3 separate regions of the Homo sapiens genome follow, and regions 2 and 3 are each linked to region 1. The links are chromatin loops, found by intact Hi-C in ENCODE. Cell type or tissue: Calu3. All regions are shown on one strand.

The links. A loop is a pair of places that touch in the nucleus more often than their neighbours do. Peaks named below come from ENCODE experiments on the same cell type or tissue, not always from the same donor. Only the 100,000 strongest peaks of a DNase experiment are listed, where the experiment ranks them.
Region 2: a loop joins it to region 1, with 7 times the contacts of the local background. A loop is called at or near these places in 1 of 110 quality-filtered maps.
Region 3: it touches region 1 in a loop (2.8-fold over the local background); 1 of 110 quality-filtered maps calls a loop at or near these places.

What each region holds. Positions count from the first base shown.
Region 1 is chr20:42,017,669-42,020,168 of GRCh38, reverse strand. All of the region lies in intron 2 of LOC101927182 (a long non-coding RNA gene), which reads right to left. LOC105372622 (a long non-coding RNA gene) reads left to right here. Exons shown (of 5, transcript XR_001754614.2): 3 at 2,292-2,393. Among named protein-coding and RNA genes, the nearest start is that of CHD6, 400 kb to the right of the region's middle. In Calu3, no CTCF peak of the experiment used is centred here; a DNase peak (open chromatin) is centred at 1,018.
Region 2 is chr20:43,407,972-43,410,471 of GRCh38, reverse strand. No RefSeq gene overlaps it. Among named protein-coding and RNA genes, the nearest start is that of SRSF6, 49 kb to the left of the region's middle. In Calu3, a CTCF peak has its summit at 985 (motif pointing right); a DNase peak (open chromatin) is centred at 1,061.
Region 3 is chr20:41,887,969-41,890,468 of GRCh38, reverse strand. No RefSeq gene overlaps it. Among named protein-coding and RNA genes, the nearest start is that of CHD6, 270 kb to the right of the region's middle. RefSeq lists an enhancer at 1,205-1,841. In Calu3, CTCF peaks have their summits at 833 and 1,066; DNase peaks (open chromatin) are centred at 408 and 1,108.

The sequences.
Region 1 (2,500 bases):
GACCAGCCTGGCCGATGTGGTGAAACCCTGTCTCTACTAAAAAAAAAAATACAAAAATTAGCTGAGTGTGGTGGTGCATGCCTGTAAACCCAGCTACTTTGGAGGCTGAGGCAGGAGAATCGTTTGAACCCGGGAGGTGGAGGCTGCAGTGAGCTGAGATTGCACCACTGCACTCCAGCCTGGGAGACACAGAGAGACTCCACCTCAAAAAAGAAAAAATTAAAGTTATACCCAGATATATAAAATAAAAAGTGAAAGTCAAAGTCCCCCCCCATTAACCACCACCACTTCCATCCCTTTCTTCTCCCCAGAAGTAACATTAATAGTCTGTTGTGTCTCTTTCACAGTTTTTTTAATGCATGTGCCTATATATTCCTATACATATGTAGAGTTCAGGGATAATTTTATTTAGATAAATAGACTCACGCTGGATATACAGTCCTGTCACTTGCTCTTGGTATTCAACAATATATCTCTCCATGTTTTCTCATATTTGCATGCCAGTACATAGAGTTGCCCTTCATTGTCTTTATTTGCTACAATAGTTTGGTGGATAATTATTGTTTCCAATATTTGACTATTATGAGCAGTGTTGCATTGAACACTCCTAGCACATGCATCTGTGCCCCCAGAGCTTGAGTGTTTCTACAGAATTAACAGATACCTAGAAGGGGAATTGGTAAGGCAATTTTCCATATAGGGAAACTGAGTCTCAGAGAGGGGAAGGGTTTCTGAAGGTTACATAAAACATTAGTAGCAGAACCAGAATGAGAAGTCAAGGGCCCCAAGTGCCAGGCCAGGCTGTCCTATGACAGCATCATCCTCTTTGGGACTATGTACCTGAACATGCCTAATCTACTCCAAAAAAACTGTGGGATTTAAGACCCTGTATTCAGTGGGCAGAAACAAAAAGTTCATGGACAAAGAAGACTGTGACATCAATTCTGTTGTGCCTCAATTCTGACATCATCATGAGGCAAAGAGTAGGGTGGCCAGAAGGCACCCAGTAGAGGGCAGCAGAAGGTGCATTGAGCTTAGGGTTTACATACTTCAACTCCAGTCCTGGCTCCCTGACCCTCCACCTGTGTAATTTCATATGTTTGAGCCTCTGTTTCATCCACTGTAAAATGGACTTAATTTCTACCTTACAGGCTGATTGTGAGGGCTGAAGAAGGCAATACACCTGACACTCATGATCATAATTAGCATTTCTTGAGTTCTTACTATGTGCCAGGGACCCTGCTAAGTACTTTTCCTTAATTATATCATTTGACACTCACAACAACCTTATGAGGTAGGTCTTACTTTTGTCCCCATTTTATAGATGAGGAAACTGAAACACAGAGAGGAATTCTTTGCCCAAAGTCACCTGGGAAGTCTCCTGGTAGAGGCCCAAGAGCTGAATCCACGCAGTCTGACTCCAGAGCTCAAACTCCTGGCCATTAGAAAGGCACTCAAAGCCTGTGGGCACCCTCACATAGGCAGGAAGCCCCTAAACAGTGCACAACTCTGCAGGTGCAAGGCCCCAGGGTAAGGGACCAAGCCAAACAAGCTCCAACAGGAATGTATTGAACCCTGGCAACTGCCAAGTCTCAGTGCTCAGTCTCTGAGGTCTGCTGCCAAGCCCCACCACTTTGGGCCTTTACCATTGCTATTCCAACCATAACTAACCAGTCCCATAGAGAGCTGCCAGTACCTGGGGCCAGCAGGGCCCTAATGGAAGAAAACTGACTGTAATTGCGTCCATCCATCAACCCAGCCCACAGAAGGGATTAGAGTCTGGTTTCCGATTTAAATAAGCTATTTATCTGCAAAAACTAGGGTCACATGGCACATCCTGCCTTGCTAGGAGTTTGAACCTTGCTAGGAGTTTGAACCTTGCTAGGAGTTTGAACAGGCACTGCAGAACAAGAAGCATGCAGGCTTTGGGGCCACAAAGGAAGGGAAGAGGAAAGGATAGGGTAGAGGAGCAAGAGAAGGAGCAGAGAGAGAGACACACAAAGACAATGAAAGACAGATACAGAGACATGGTGGGCTTGACAGAAGACAGAGGAAGGCGATGTGCCAGGAATGTTATTTCTCAATCAGAAGGGGATTCTCAAATTCTCAAGTAGGTACGTAGATAGGAAAAAAGGAAGAGATAGATAGACAGATAGATAGATAGATAGATAGATAGATAGATAGATAGATAGATAGATGCATATGTATTATTTGTATGCTTGTACATATATGCATGTTTGTATATTTTCATTTTGATGATACCCTAAAAAATAAATACAATCATATTCTAGATTTTTTAGCCTGCCACTCTTGAGCAGAGTACTGCCATCCAATTTGACTGCCCAACCTCTCCACCACCTGTGAAACACAAATAACAGCATTTCCTTTTCCAGGTTAGTGTGAAAGATAATGTTTATAAGGTACGGAGTATATGTTTACTAAATAGTAACTATTTTATTATTTTTATTGCTAAAATAAAGAGAGGTTATCCATGCAAGCT
Region 2 (2,500 bases), 1.4 Mb before region 1:
CCAGATGTTGAATAAGAGTGTGAAAGTAGGCATCCTTGTCTTGTTTCAGTTCTTAGAGGGAACATTTCCCCATTCAGTATAATGTTGGCTGTGGGTTTGTTTTACATGGCTTTTATTATTTTGAGGTATGTTTCTTCTATGTCTAGTTTGTTGAGGGTTTTTATCATGAAGGACTGATGACTCTTATCAAATACTTTTTCTGTATTTATTGACATAATAATCTGGTTTTTGTTTTTAATCCTGTTTATGTGGTTAGTCACATTTATTGATTTGCATATGTTGAACCATCTTCGCATTCCTGCAATAAAACCCACTTGCTCTTGGTGCATTATCTTTTTGATGTGCTGTTGAATTTGGTTTGCTAATATTTTGTGAAGGAATTTTGTGTCTATGTCCATCAGGGATATTGATCTGTAGTTTTCTTTTTTGTTGTTGTTGTGTCCTTGCCTGGCTTTGGTATCAGGGTGACAATAACTTTGTAGAATGAGTTAGGGTGTATTCCCCCCTTCCGTTTTTTGGAGTAGCTTCAGTAGGATTGGTACTAGTTCTTCTTTGCACATCTGGTGGAATTGGGCTGTGAATCCATCTAGTCCTGGGTTTTTTTTTTTTTTTTTTTTTTGGCGAGGAGAGATTTTTTTTTTTTTTTGAGACAGAGGGTCTTGTTCTGTCACCCAGGCTGGAGTGCAGTAATGTATTCTTAGTTCAAGGTGGCCTTGAACTCCTGGTCTCAGGCTCAGGCTCCTGAGTAGCTGGGACTGCATGTGTGCTCCACCACACGCAGCTGCCTGTTTGCTGTTGTTTCTTGTGCATGGATGTCTATTTCTCTGCATTAAAGGATTAGTTATTTATTCCAGACTTCCCTGTCTGGCTTGTTTTGGTTTTTTGGGGGATATGTTTGCTTAGAGAGTCTTTGTAATTTACCTGTTAATTATGTTTCTTTTGTTTTTCCCTCTAGATCACTGCCTCCTTTTTGGCACTAGATGGCGCCTTAAGCTCAAGTTTGCCTCAGTTGTAGTAAATCAGATTGCTGCCTGTTCCCAAACGGGTGAGGCTCCAAAAGGGATAGCCTGGCAGCGTGGGAAGCTTTCCAGGGGTTTGCGAACAGGGAACCTGTGAAACGAACCTCCTCCCGTGTGGTGATGATGAACAGCCACTCTGATTTGGTATCTCCTTTGGCCAACGTCCAGAGCAGAGTTTTCTAAGCTGGGGATAGTAAGTCCCACCTTTGCCATTTGTCTCTGACTGTCCTTAGGGGCATTTCTCTTTCTAGGCACTCTCAATGCTTCCTGTGACTTGGGGCAGAGGCAGGTCTCCTGCCAAAGAACGCAGGATGGTGGGGAAATAGATCAAACGCCTCAATCTTAGTGTTTCCAGTGTAGAAGCTGTGAGTCAGGGGGAAGATTTCCATGTGTTTGGTGCTGGGCAGATCGGAGGGCAGAGCATTATGGATATGGAAGTCTGATCCTCTGACTGTCGGCTCAGAGTTTTTTCACTTCTCTGTAGTCCCAGGAACTGTCTCATCCTCATATTTGAGTTATGGTATATTGCTGGTGATAATCTTGGTGCTATATATTTGTTTTTGGTTTTCTGTGGGGGGTGGGGAGTGAAACCAGCTTGCTTCTGCACTGCGATTTTGTAACTGGGAGTCCAGGTTTTGTCAATTTTTGTTTCATGCATTTTTAAGCTCTATCGTTAGATGCAATTCTGATTTTTGTTCTCTTGATGAAAATGGACCATTTTACCACCATGAAATGTCCCTTTTTATCTCTGTCTTAAAGTCTACTCCATTTGAAATTAACCTAGCCCTTATTCTAGCTTTCTTATGCCCTGATTGGATGCTGTATAATGTATCTTTTCTCATCTCTTTCCTTTCAGCTATCTGTATTGTAACATTTAAAGTGTATCTCTTGTAGTTGGATATAGATTCTCCTTGTTATTGTTTTTTAATCCTGCCTTCTCTGCTTTTTCGCTGGAGTGTTTAGTCCATTTACAGATAATGTAATTATGGACATAATTTGATATAGATCTACCATTTTATTACTTGTTTGTTTTGTATATACATTTTTCCTCTCTTCATCCTTTTTGGCCTTCTTATGGGTTAAAATAAATTTTTGGAACTCCATTTTAATTTGTTAATTGGCATTCTAGCTACACCTCTTTCTATGTTTTAAAGTGGTTGCTTAGTGATTACAATATTCATTCTTAGCTTAGAGTCTACATTCTACGTAGATATAAATATTTTACCACTTCACACAAAATTTAAGAGCCTTACAACTATACACATCAGTTTACCCCCAACCTTTATGCTGTATTTTCATATATAATGTATAAAAACATTAAAACTCCCACAATACAATGTTATAATTTTTACTTTAAAGAGTTAGAAGCATTTAGAAATTAAGGAGAATGTAATATTTTATATTCACTAAATTAGTCGTTGTAACACTGCTATAAAGAACTACTGGACACTGGGTAATTTATAAAGAAAACAGATTTAATT
Region 3 (2,500 bases), 130 kb after region 1:
GAGGAGGAATGGCTAATGGGGTCATTCAGGGGGTGGCATTTACTGAGCTCCACTTCACCGATGGGTGGTGTGCCATATACCCTTGCCCTCCCTTCTGCCAGGTTGTTCATTTTCTCTGTCGAGTTATAGGTTTGTTTGAAAAAAACAAAACAGAACAAAAAAACCTCCGATTTAAGCAAAAGTGAGTAGGAAACAGGAAGCCTAGTTAAGCCTAGCAGCCAGAACAAGTTTCTCGAGCTCTGCTTCTCCCAGAGGGCAATGAATTGGGACCTGGAGCACTTGTTCAATCATGGCTAAAACAGGAACTTTGATTCTGATCTGGCTATTGATCTTTTGCCAGAGGACCCGACCCAGTGGGGTGTGGAGAGGAGTGGCTGCATGCATATAGGCCTAACAACTGGACTCCCAAGTTGCTAACACTAATGACTGACTCAGTAACCCGATGACTAAGCTTCCAAGCAAGACATGAGCCCGTGGTGACTGCTCCTGGATCCAACATGCATTTCCCTACATTGCGCAGCTGCACCCTGGAAACCACACCTCATAGGAGCTCAATCAATTATTGTTAACACTCTCACCCCAGACAAGCAGCTTTAAAAAAGCTGTTTTAGGCAACACCATCAGCCTTTTGCTGTCGTTCATTAAGGGTTTAGCAGCTTGGTATTGATTTTCTTGCAGCTGCCTCTGAACTTTAATTCCTGCAGCAGAAAACAAGGCTTTGTCTGTGACATTTCCTGTCCAAGTGGTGGGTAACAACCATTCCTGGGATGCTGATTTCCCCAGCTATGCTACAAACCACAGGTTGCCTGCAATATGTCCTTTGTCTATTCCAAAGAGTAATTTCTGTAGCTGCAGGAGGTCCCTTCAAATGTGAGCTGTGGCTCCACCTCCTTCCTAAATCAGCAGTGCCTTCAAACCCCAGCCTTTGGAAATCCAATGACCACCCCTTTCCTCACACTGACTTGCAGCTAAGAAAGTGCTGTCATGTATTTATGTCATATCTGTTACATTCAGATTTCTCTTAAATGTTAATTCCCAGGGATTAGAAAGGACCTTAGCAATCTTCTCTTGCAAGCATCGCCCTGATATTTTATCCCCTCTGCAACATCCCCACCAAGTGGCCATTCTGGCTTTGCTTGAACACCTCTAAGGACAAGAAACTCACCTCCTCCATAGGAAAGCAACTTTGTTCAGGAAAGCTCTGAAAGGCAGAAAATTTTTCATTGTGTGGAATCAAAATCTGCCTCCCAGAAACATCAGCCACAGCTTTCTCTGCCAAATCCCCGCTTCTCATCCCTGAAGCCCTGGATCCTATCCACAACACCTGTGTGGTTGAAGAACCCACCTCTGAGGCAGCCCCTATGTGCTCTGCATACTTCTCTTCCCAAACCATTTGATTTGATTTCCCGCTATTGAACAAGCACTGTGCTGTATGCACCTGTGAATGTTTTCTCATATTTATCTCATGGGGTAAGCTTTGCTATCCCCATTTTACAGACCAAAAAGCTGAGGCTCAAAGAAGGTAAATAACTTCCCAAGGATACACAGGTAATCAGTAGTAGAGACAGACTCCAATCTTAGAGTTGCCTGCCCCAGACCCTGTGTTCTCTCTGCTATTCTGTGCTTTCTAAAAATAGAGCAAGTTTAGTTTCAAAGGGAAAGAAGACTCTGGCAAGACACGTCCAACAAGATCAGCGAATTTCTCACAGCCACTAAGGAGGCCTTGGGAGAGCCCTGCTCCTGGCTCGCCCCTTCTGTCTCTACAGGTGGAAGGCATGGAAGGAATGATATTGCTGAATGGCGCATGAGGCTGCAGTGGACCAAGTGGTCACTCAGCGGCCAGCGGCAGCCTGCCTGGTGCAACAGGGCCCATGGTGACAACTGGTGCCCAATTCCGGTTCCAAGGCACAGTCACAGAATGGCATTCTGAAGATGGAACCACCAATAAGAAGCCACATTCAGAGCTCTGCCTTCTGCTTTGGGCCTCTATTCCAAGCCCCTGCTCCTGTAGCCAGGGTTCTTAGGCTCCTCGTGAAAGCTCAGACTCTCGTCACTCCTACCTGTCCTCTTCCTCACCACCCAGAACATGCCTCTGGGGCTCATACCTGACCTGGACTGTAATAACTCTGCAAATGGACCCACCCATGCTCTAATGGACCAGTCTGGAACTAGACTCCTTGCTCACCACACACCACCATCACCCATTCCTGCCTCAGCCACAAAGCCAGAAACGGGACATGGATGGAAGAAGGAAGACAGAAGGCAGGAAGGCCAGCCAAGAGGCTTTTGCAACTGTCCAGGTGAAAGATGACAATGAACCACAAAAGAGGTAGTAAGGCTGCAGAGAAAGAAATAGCCAAGATATTACAGCGGTAACAATGGAATACAATGACCAACAGTATGCTGATCACAGTCATGGTTGGGATATGTGGCTGACAGCTTCAAGATGCTGCCAATGACCCTCAGTACCTGGCATTCGTGCATTGGATATTAATGTAAT